Linked DNA regions of Mus musculus: all the other regions are linked to region 1. The links are chromatin contacts, found by Hi-C in ENCODE. All regions are on one chromosome and are shown on one strand. Each heading gives the region's core, a stretch centred on a gene start or an enhancer-like site at or near the end of the contact. The rest is flanking DNA. Distances are from core to core; before and after follow the strand shown.

The links. A loop is a pair of places that touch in the nucleus more often than their neighbours do.
Region 2: a loop to region 1 is called in a map of v-Abl transformed pro-B cells, with 7 times the contacts of the local background. The contact joins the enhancer-like site here to the promoter of Tspoap1 in region 1. A Hi-C loop is called at or near these places in 2 of 37 maps with a recorded cell type or tissue (T-helper 17 cell and v-Abl transformed pro-B cells).
Region 3: a loop to region 1 is called in a map of T-helper 17 cell, with 8 times the contacts of the local background. The contact joins the enhancer-like site here to the promoter of Tspoap1 in region 1. A Hi-C loop is called at or near these places in 2 of 37 maps with a recorded cell type or tissue (T-helper 17 cell and T-helper 2 cell).

The regions. Positions count from the first base shown.
Region 1 is chr11:87,758,997-87,762,572 of GRCm38, forward strand. It overlaps Tspoap1 (TSPO associated protein 1), which reads left to right and starts at 1,545. Exons shown (of 32, transcript NM_172449.2): 1 at 1,545-2,732; 2 at 3,441-3,548. The coding sequence starts at 2,406.
Region 2 is chr11:86,594,458-86,598,197 of GRCm38, forward strand. All of the region lies in intron 10 of Vmp1 (vacuole membrane protein 1), which reads right to left. Gm46289 (a long non-coding RNA gene) reads left to right here. Exons shown (of 2, transcript XR_001780284.2): 2 at 1-3,740. Among named protein-coding and RNA genes, the nearest start is that of Gm46289, 5.8 kb to the left of the region's middle. Within about 2 kb of position 1,966, at least 1 of the 3 ENCODE cell types and tissues checked has a DNase peak (open chromatin) inside an H3K27ac peak, as active enhancers do.
Region 3 is chr11:86,576,829-86,580,656 of GRCm38, forward strand. No RefSeq gene overlaps it. Among named protein-coding and RNA genes, the nearest start is that of Mir21a, 5.4 kb to the right of the region's middle. Within about 2 kb of position 2,090, at least 3 of the 3 ENCODE cell types and tissues checked have a DNase peak (open chromatin) inside an H3K27ac peak, as active enhancers do.

The DNA of each region.
Region 1 (3,576 bases), core at 295-2,794:
TCGTATTATAAAATAGGTATAAACAATCTAGAGATGATTTAAGGCATGGGGGTGGGGTGGGGCTGGGCTGAGGATATGGTTTAGTGGTAGAGTGCTTGCCTAGCATGCAAGAGACCTTGGGTATACAGAAGGATGTGTATAAGCCATGGGCGGATATTTCATCACCTTACATAAAAGGACTTAAGCATTTGAGAACTTAGTGGGGTATCCTGAGATGATCTTATAGACAGTCCCCTTAGGCATGGAGGGGTGAGAATATATATACAGAGACTGCGTGCACATCATGCCAGGCAAGTTTATCATGTACATAGATCATTGTATGCCATTGTACATTATTATATGACAATGTATGTCATAATGTGTTAGTGCTGTATAATGGCATGATATCTGTGATTTATAGCAAAATGCAATGATAAACTCATACGTAATTGCATGCACATAGACATTGTAGCAAATAGACATACAATGACACAAAACCATGCACAGATATATATCCAATGAGATTCATAGACAAAATAGCACACATACATGCAGTGATCTCCATGTATACACAGACATACTATGCATACTCTTCTATACATACATGTAATATGACATGCATATGCATGCTGACTGAAAGTTACATGACATAGCATGTGTACTGATGTTTAGACTGCTTTAGAGAAATGAATGTTACCTTCTCTCTTATGCAACTCCAACCCCTACCCAGTTCCATTGGCTCTGGCCTGGGTGGAGCCTACTGTCTGGGTGGGGGGTGTTCTCTATGCTTTAGCTGCTATTCCATAGGGGTGCCACATGAGGGCCCTCGACCTTGGCTTGTCTTGCGTCTAGGAGCAACATTCTTATCTCTCGAGATCTAGGTGCCCCACATACAGGCAGACACCTAGGTTGGGGCAATTCCTATGTCCTTGTTCCCAAAAGCCATTTTTTTTTCATAGCAAGTAAATAAATAAAGCCTAATGCTAGACAGAAGATGAACTTCCTGATGGTTGAGGGAAAATCAGCCCAAAAGGTCCTGTCTTATGATCTCTCCTGCTAGCCTGTGAAGGCTGGGCTGTCCCCCAAATGTGATCTGCCATGGGGAAGCTGAAGTCGTTTTTCAGCCTATTTCAACACTCTGTCCTTTTGCTCGTCTTTCTATTTTCAGACTTTTATTTCTTTGTTTTATTCCAAATCCCACCATTTCAGCTCTGTCCTTTTCTACAGCTAGGTCTCTGTCACATTGTTCTATCCCCATCAGTCTTGCCTGAAAGGAGAGGACTGTCTCTACTCCCTTTCCTCTGCACCCTGGAAGTGAGGGTCTGTGGGGTCAAGGGGATGAAGAGGCCATGTTGGGGGGTCCGGAGGGGGTAGCTTTCTAACCTACCATCCAGTAAGGAACCTGCTCTTTCCACTGTCCCGACCCTGCCAGCTTGCCTGCCGGTCCAGCCCACCAGTCCAGCTCCATCGTCATGGAAACCAGCAGCTGACTTCCTATTGGTGGGCAGGAGGGGAGGAGGAGGGGGAAGGGAGGGATGATGATGCTCCCCTGCTCCCCACTCCCCATTCTGAGGCTCTGCCCTCCTTCGTGCCCACCATCTCATTTGGGGAGCTCCGGGACCGCGAGGGACCCTTGCAGTCCCTCGAGCTGAGACTAGCTGAGGCAGAGACTATGAGGCAAGCCGCCCATCGACCCAGGCCTCCTTAGGACCGCCCAGCCACCCAGCAAGCAACTGATCGGCGGCAGCCAGCGGAGAGAAAAGCTGGAGATAAAGGACCACAGTGGATCACTGGGGATCATTCCCAGGAACTCCTGCGGACCCTTTCCAGGCAGAGTGGTCGTGATGGGTGGCCAGACTCACAGACACTGAAAGACACACGCCACTACAGATACACCGGGCTTTACAACACTGAGACAGGACCGGCGACAGCATCACACACTGCCACAGCCCTGCAATACAGACAGCCCCTACCCCCACGCAGAAACAACTGGTAACTCTTAAATAGGCACAGACAGTGACACATAGCACCACCCTTCTCAACATACACAAGTCGGAGTATTCATCCTCCAATCACATAATAAAACATCACTGACCTGCAGGGACAGACCTGGAGGCACACGTACATATATACCTTCAGCCAGGCACTCCTGGTGGTGGTCTCTCACCCCCCCACACACACCCCGTACACACACACACACACACACAAGAGAGAGAGAGAGAACCATGAGCAAACCCCAGCTCCAGTCTGGCAACCCCGATACCTTCTGAACCCTCCTTCGTGGGTGGGAAGAGCTCAGCCAACCTCTGATGGACTCGGTGAAGCCAAACACTTACAGGGAGAATGGTCTAGTCTGGCATGACCCTTGTCAGTCTTCCCGCTGGTGATGTCCCCAGGTCCAGGTTCGGGGGCCCCTTGCCGAAACCATGGAGCAACTGACAACCCTCCCACGGCTTGGAGACCTTGGAGCCATGGAGCCATGGGCACTGCCTGCCTGGCAGCACTGGACTCAGGGCCAGGGGTGCAAACCTGGAGATGCATCTCCAAGCATTGCTGGTACTCCGACAGCTCTGCAGGTTAAAGGATTGAGGTTTGAAGAGAGTTCCAAGCCTGAGGGAGCTCATAGCCCTGGACCTGTCGGAAATACTGATCCTGAAGCAACAGAGACCGGGCTGCCTAAGCTGGGGCAGCAAGCAGAGAGCCCTGGGTACAGCTGTTCCGGGCTGGAGGAGGAGGAGGCACAGGCTTATAAGGTAAGAGAGGATGGAGAGGGCTGCAAGATGGACTGGCCATAATCTGTAGTCCCACTGCCCACATTTCTTGTCTCTGTCTCTGTCTCTCTCTGTCTGTGAGTCTGCCTGTGTGATTATCTGTCCTTCCTTCCTTGGACGGGAATCTAAGTGGCCTCGCTCTGTTCTCTCTGGCTCTGGCCCTCAGTGTGGGTACATGTGTCTCTTTCTGATTATGTTAGGTCTCTTCCACCACGAGTCTGTCTGGGGGGAATCTTGGTATGCTGGGGGGTGTGGAGGTGGGCTTGGTGCTGGGCTGAGCCAAGGAAGATTTTGTTGTGGGTGGGTGTGAGTGAGCTAGCTACTGGAGAGGATGAAGGAAGCAGGACTTTAGTGGAGGGCAGGGGACTCTACAGACCCAAGATGTCTAGACGGATGGGGAGGGAGTTTGATCTGCCATTACCTAAAAGGCTGTGGGGTAGAAAGGCAAGCATAGAGGAAGAGCAGGAAATGCCCCAGAATGGTGTGAGGCTGCCGCTGAAGGCATGAAGGCATGGAGGATGGGCCTGTCCCTTCTCCTTAGGTCCTGGTAGCACCCCTCTCTGAAGGCCTGGGACACAAGAGAGAACCTGTTCACCCCTTGGGTTATAGAGTGGCGATGTTGCACACGGAAGACTCCGGCTAGGTTGAGTAGGTTTCTGAGACACCGTACCCGGTCCTTCCCTATGCCAGGCCAAGTTCAACATAGGCTTCGGGGACAGGCCTAATCTGGAGCTGCTAAGGGCCCTGGGAGAGCTGCAGCAGCGCTGTACCATCCTGAAGGAGGAAAACCAGATGCTGGTGAGGCCTGGGGAGTGAGGTTTCCCTC
Region 2 (3,740 bases), core at 716-3,215, 1.2 Mb before region 1:
AAGATTACCGGAGTGAGCTACCAGGCAAGAATTCTTCTCATCTATCTCTATTGATATTTTCTCTTTATGTTGCTCTGGCTATCCTAGAACTTGCTATGGAGATCAGGCTGGCTTCTAACTCACAGAGATTCGCCTGCCTCTGCCTCTAGATTATTGGATTAAAGGCATGTATGCAGTACCATGCCATGCCTAGCTAGCCTTTATATTTCTACTGTTTCTTTTCTCCCCCACCCCAAGCCTGCTTTTAACTTCCTCTTCTCTCCCCATGCTTGTACATGGTGCACACCATCATGCTCAGTAGTAATTTGTATTTTCTTTTTCCTTAATTTTTTTTTTGTGTATATATGTGTGCCCAAATGTATATATGTATGTACAGGTACCTAAGAAGGCCAGAAAAGGGCACTGGATCCCATGGAGATAGTTACAGGCAGTTATGTCCTATCCAATACAGGTGCTGGAAACAAAACAGGGTCTATTGAAAAAGTGGCAAGTGCTCTTAATTGCTGAGCCATCTCTCCAGCCCTGTAATTTATATTTTCTCTCTAGTTTTTTTTTTTTTTTTTTGGCTAGTATTTCCCTCATCCAAAAACCACATAGTAATTCCTTCTATTAATGAAAGAATAGGTTGAGCTGGAGAGATGGCTCAGTGGTTAAGAGCACTGACTGCTCTTCCAAAGGTCCTGAGTTCAAATCCCAGCAACCACATGGTGGCTCACAACCACCTTAATGAGACCTGATGCCCTCTCCTGGGGTGTGTGAAGACAGCTACAGTGTAATTACCTATAATAAATAAATAAATTAAAAAAAGAATAGGTTTATGTATCTAAGAAGTAGGGTAATTAAAATGTGTCAGGAATTCCTGACCGCCTTTTGTTTTACCCTGTATTATCTAACAAACTGGATTTTTACTTTAATATTCCACTGAAATGCTCTGATAGTGCTAACTTCCTAATAAAATATCCATTTCTCATCAGCAGTCTAGCTATGCTGCATCCCAGCATCTATGACAGAAACATGGAAGAGTTTCTGCAGATTACCACAGACACAAGAAGGGAAGCTATCATCAACTGCAGAGGGAGGTAACTTTAAAGTCAGAACTGCGCCACCACAGCTGCGTCACCACAGTGGGGTTCTAAGCTAGTAATCCTTTCTCAGATCACGGAATGAATACTGGTGGGCCAGACTTTGTTTTTTGTTTTTTTTTCCAGACAGGGTTTCTCTGTGTAGCCCTGGCTGTCCTGGAACTCACTCTGTAGACCAGGCTGGACTCGAACTCAGAGATCCGCCTGCCTCTGCCTCCCGAGTGCTGGGATTAAAGGCGTGGGCCACCACGCCCGGCTTGGTTCAGACTTCTATAACCTTTTAAGAAAATTACTTTCATAATGACCAGCGTAAAACAGAATCAGAGACATGAACTAGATTACATTTTATAATAATAGTAATAAAAAATAGCCATGCAAGGTAGCCCATCCCTTTAAGCCCAGACAGAATTCTGTGACTTCAAGGACAGCCGGGTTTACATGAAGTGAGTTACAGGCTAGCCAGGGCTAGCCAGGGCTACCGAGTAAGACCCTCATTCAACAGAAGCAGCAGCAGCAGCACCAGCAACAAAAGATGCCCAAAAACACCCCAAAACAAAAACAAAAACAAACAAGCAACTCAAACAGAAAAATAAGAAAAGGTTGAGTCTTCCTCCTGTGGTCTAGGCTGACATAGCTCATTCTAACTACTTTCCATAGAGTGAAGAACAAGAAACAACATTCCGACTTCAGAGCTTAATTACTAACTGGTTCAAATGCTCTCTCTTGCCACAGGCAAGCCTGACTCTGAGGTCAAACATCAAGTTAACTGTTGTTAGGAGACAGCGAAGAAGAGCATGGAACATTCTGTAACTGGTGAAAAGTCCCTGTTCCAGCCAAGCCCATCCCCCAGCCCTCGAGTTCAATGACTGAGTTATGGAAACTTCTCCTGTGTGGTAAAACTGGGGACTTTGTCTTCCAATCAGACCCTGGCAAGCTGACAACAAGCCAATGTTCTGCATATGGCTTATTGCAAGTCACAGGCTTAATGTTATTTTCTGGGAATTCTTAGCCTCTATTTGGTGAGAATTCCGGAACATGTCATTTTATAATTACAATTTTTATCATTTGGTTCTGTACTTTAAGAAATATTCACAGGTCTCACGTATTTCTTACAATGTAAGTCTACAATGAATTAAAAATCAGGTTTATGTCATCACAGTAATAGGGAACAAGACGTTAACACTGCCTTTCAAGCTCTCAGGTTTGCTGGTGCTTTGGCTCTGACTTTCCCTCTGACGTACTCAGAGAGTACAAACCAATGCACAAGCAACATCTTTAAAAACAACAGAATTCTGTCCCTGCCCACCTGCTAAGAAACACACCATAAATTAGAAAGCTATTTTCTATATTCTAATCTTTCAGAATTTGTAAGTGGTCCACTATATCTGATTATTTATAGAGTATAACTTAGATCTATCTACTGATTTAGATAATAAGGACATTTTCCCTTAAACCTATTGACATTAGCAACTACTTTCTAGAATTGCCCTAGAAATAAAGCTGTTAATTATGATTGGGGAATAGGCATTATTGAACTTAGGGTGTCATGTTTAGCTAGGCTGTTCCATACTTATATTAAGAATAGCAGTCCACTGGGGCTGGAGAGGCGGCTCAGTGGTTAAGAGTACTGGCTGTTCTTCCAGAGAATCTGAGCTGAGCTTCTCGCACACAGGCAAATGACCATCTGTAACTCCAGCTCCAAGGACTCTGACACCTTCCAGTCTCCACTGTCACTTAAACACATGTGGTATTTACTCACAAAGATATACACACATACACGTAAGTAAAAATATCAAGGTCAGCCTGGTGTATATTGTGAATTCTAGGCAGCCACAATGCATAGTTGAGAGAAAGTTACAAAAGAAAAGAAAAGAAAAGAAAAGAAAGGAAGGAAGGAAGGAAGGAAGGAAAGAGTTTAAGATCATTCTGAGTTGAACCAGACAAACCTGAGCTACATGAACCCATGCATTCAGGATTTAGGGTTATATTTATTATTTTTGTTACAGTGCTAAATATCCCCTGTAAACACTCTACCACAGAGCTACAGCTACAGCCATATTGGTAATTTTCATTTTGAACACTTATATTTTAAAACATCTAGGCAGGCCTCGTTAATCCTAGCATTTGGGAGACAAAGGCAGGTGGATCTCTGTGAGTTTGAGGTCAGCCTGGTCTACAGAGCTAGTTCAAGGAAAGTCAAGGCTACACAAAGAAACCCTGTCTCAAAAAAATAAGAAGTAAATAAATTAAAAAAAAAAACAAAACAACCCAAAGCCAGAGAACATTTCCTATTTGAGCTAGGCATGGAGGTACTTGCTTTTAATATTAGCAGGTGTAGAGGTATGCTGATCTCGGTGAGCTTGAAGACAGCCAGAGTTATGAATAGAGATGCTGTCTCAAAAGACAAAACAAAGCAACAATGTCTTGTTTCAAAGTGTAGGAAAACAAATTTTGTCATGATTGGTGAGAGACTGTGATTATAATTTAATTACTGACAAAATACTAAAAACTCTTTTGGTATCTGATGTTGAAGCCAAATCTAATTAACTTATATTATTTAAAGATTTGTTTATTTAACCACTCAGCTATAACACACACACACGTAATTTAGACAAAGTTTCTCTGTGTAGCCCTGGTTGTCCTAGAACTAACTCTGTA
Region 3 (3,828 bases), core at 840-3,339, 1.2 Mb before region 1:
GCTTAAGAGACCACACAGCATCCCTCTCGCTGAAATGCCTGCTTATATCTTTACAGATTGGGCATCTCATTATGCCAGATCCCATGAGAACCCTTGTGGTCTTTGAAAACAAGGCAGGAACTTACAAGTGGAATTTGCTTTCCCCATTCTCCACCCCAGGAGTCCACACAAGTTAAGCCTCTCTTGCTGAACTCTGATGCTCCTGCAAGGTGGTATCACTGTGGTTACATGTCATTTATTCTGAATATCTATTCAGTCAGCTTCAGTAAGCAACAACTCTTCTACTAAATAACATGTAAACAACCTCAGCATCAAAGCAGTCAAGTGGAAAGCTGTCTTCACCATAAACTCCAGAAGGTGCAGAGGAGCCTTTGGGTTTGGCAGAGGTGGCTGGGAAAAGCCCTCACTCTGTCTTGAATACACATCTGGGCTCCTGGCTACATCCAGCGGAACATAGCAACACCCAGTACCCAGCTTTTCTCCTTATATAGAAAGACCATCTATGCAGGGATCACCACCCTGCAACCTCACTGGGAGGAGCCACTGGCTCAGCCAGCAGGACACAACAGGAGAGAGGAAGTTTTAGAGTTTCCTGTGACTCAAAGCACTAGTCACATTTCAGCAAGTGATCAGACAAGTGAAGGCTGCTGGTACTTCCGGAAAAGCCTGGAGGGCCTTTGTGTGGGATCCTGCAAGGTCCAGTGTGTGTGTCAGCTGAGCAGTGTGGGGATAACATTTCTAGGATCGAGAAACCTGAGTGGGCACCTCCCCACACCTACGCCTTTTATAAATCTTTCTTAGAGGGTAGCCATCTTCTGTCTCCCCTTACTATCTTTGAGTGGTGCGTGCATGTGGGTGTCAGATGTTCTGTCATTGACAACTTTAATTTTTTAAGGTCTCTCCTAGAACTCACTAATTAGGCCAGAGAGCTCTGGGGACCCTGTGGCTTCTGCTCCCTAGGGATAGGGTACAGATGTGGATGCTGGGGAATCCACTCAGGGTCTCAAGCTTGTGTGGCAAGCACTTTACACACCGAGCCATCACCCTAACCCGTCCTCGTTTCTCTTGCCTCTTTTACTCTGGCCTTGGCCCATACCCCAGCCTCTATTTGTCAAGTAGCCCCTAACTAGACTGCCACAGTACTCACTCAGCACGTGCTGTAGGCTGTGCACACAGTGGGCCCTTACAGAGATAATATTCTAGTGGCTAAAACAGATTGAACACAGAAAAGGGCAAATGAGTTGTAAATTAAGTACTTTGCTTTGTGTTGGTGGGACTGGAGATCCAATCTGCAGCCTCCTCAAGAAAACAAAACAGACTACAGCAAGGAGTAGAGGACTTGAGTAGACTGATCCAGCGAGTGATATTCTCTCTCTCTCTCTCTCTCTCTCTCTCTCTCTCTCAGGGCAGGGTCTCATCCAGCCTAGGTTGGCCTTCAACAGCTGGTCCTTCTCCTCCCAAGGGCTGGGATTACGGGCTAAGCCACCACACCTAGCTTCTAACCTCTTGCCAAGTCCCCTCTGACCAGCACGCCTTCTCTTGACTCATAGCTGCCTTCAGCTCTAATGCCAGTCTAGGACAACATCCTTTACTTCTTAATCAGAAACTGATTCCTTTACCTTAAAAGAAAGTTTTTTTTTTTTGTTTTTGTTTTTTTTTTGTTTTTTGACAAGGTCTCACTACACAGCTCAGAATGACCTCAAATTTGAAATTGCTCTGCCTCTGCTTTCAAAGTGCTGAGATCATGGAGGACTGACACCATAATCTGCCTTTTTTTTTTTTTTTTTTTTTTAAAGTGTGCTGATGCCGTTCCAGGCACTGATGATTTCACTTGGTTGTCAGGAAGATTAAAACAGGTAACTCAAGATGGCAAACCACTCCGAAAATGAAGGAAGGTGCATGCCTTTTACCCCAGAGAGATCTCGGCCAATCTCAGGCCAGCTGGGGCTACAAAGTGAGACCTTGTCCCAAAATTGAAAAGGAAAAAAAAAGGCCTATACAAATATGAATTGTTTAGTAATCATCGTTGTTACTCACAAGAGCACCCTGGGAAGCTGGCCAGGCAGGAAAGCTGGGGATCGGGGTGGGGAACGGACCAGCTCTTTGAACCCTGTGACACAGGAGGGCTGAAAAGCTGCCTGGCTTCTTAGGCGGGGCTTGGTTTTCTGCTTTCTTCCGTTCCCCACCAACTCAGTTGATCACAAGATGCAACTTGAACTTTTGCACTGATTTCCACACCAGAGTTCGTAAGAGCTGAGACACCAAGGCCTCGATGTCCACTTCCTTGTTTGTGCCCCCGCTATGCACAAACAGCGGAACCACCCAGTCTCAGTGCTCTCCTGAGGTTGCAGTGAGGACTAAACGATAAGCTTGACGTGACGCTGAAGACAGTGTCTGGTACAAAGCAAGCAATCCTGATCAAAGTTACAGAAACCCACTGTGCTTCCTGGTTCAGGGCGTATCAGAGAGGTCTCTGTGGGAAGGGGACGGTGCAATGGGCAGAGTAGAGGTGCTTGGAGCATTGAGAGCATGGCCAAACGGTGTAGGCTTTGCGCCATGTGGGGCTTAGCAGTCTTCCAACAAGTGACCCAGGAGCACCCTCGGGAGGCCCAGGACCCCATCTCCAGCCGGGTGGGGGAGGGGCTGCAGAGAGCGGCTTCCTCGCTTTATTCGAGGCCTTCTTGGAAGGTGGCTGGGCTGAGGACACCATTCCCTTCGGCCATGGCCAGTGAGCCAGGCTTGGGAGCGAGGAGTAATGCACAGTGGTATGGAGCACACGGTGAGAAGAGGGAGGGAGGCAACTGGGAGTGCCAAGCTCCAGCCAAAGGACCATCACTTTTCACAAAAGCTCGCTACCCCAAAACATTTTTTCTTTTTGATTTTAGACAGCCTAGAATACAATTAGGCAATGCTGTCCAGCTGGGTCAGTCCAAAGAGACTCCAAGAAAAAGTGCTTATTTCCCAACGAGGGGAGCAGAGAGTGGCAAGAGGCTTCCCAGAATTAGCAAGAATTTGGGGTGAAGACCGACAGTGGAGGCCAGGAACTCCCTAAAGACCCTGTCAGTTGGCATAGGTGGCTCAGGGGTCTCAGGAGGCTGGAGTCCTTTCTGAATTCTGGGATGTGGTTTCCAACGCAAATAAAGGCCAATTAGTAGAAATGGGCTGGAGTGTGTCCAAGCACTTCCTGTCTGTCCTTTGAATCGTTTGGAAATGGTTAACAAATAGGTTGGACACCTGGCTCCAAATGAGAGATGGGAATTTCCATGTAAAGCTCCAACTGTAAAACTCTTCCTTCCCCAAGCAATTCAGACCAGGACTCAAGTGCGCCCTAATGATCCAAAGTCCTAAGCAGGCTTGACTAAGTCAGCAACGGCCGCCGGCCACAGATTGGAAGAAACCCTTTACATGTAAAAAGGCTATGCTGAGAGGGACAGCCGTGTTTCCAGCGTCACTGGCTGGTGGATCTGGATGACAAACCCTCAAAAGTTGCATTTCTGTCTGTTCCCAGACCCAGCCAGCCACTTGCAACAGACTCACTCTCACAGGTTGGGAGAATTTGCATAAATTCAGATCTGAAGTGAATTCTGATGGGGAGCAGCAGCCATCCAAAACAACCTCCTTTTTGAGTTCCCATTTATGCCCACACAGATCTGGGCAGGTCCAGTGGGGTCAAAGAACAAGAACAGTTGGCACCTGCCTATCCCTGCCCTGTGCAATTCTCAAGGCTTGAGTAAGCAGCTGCGAATCACAGGCTTTGTAAGATCTCTTCCCTTCCCGGAACAGGCTAAAAATGCAAATGCACTAGGTAGGTTATTTGCTGCACTGCGT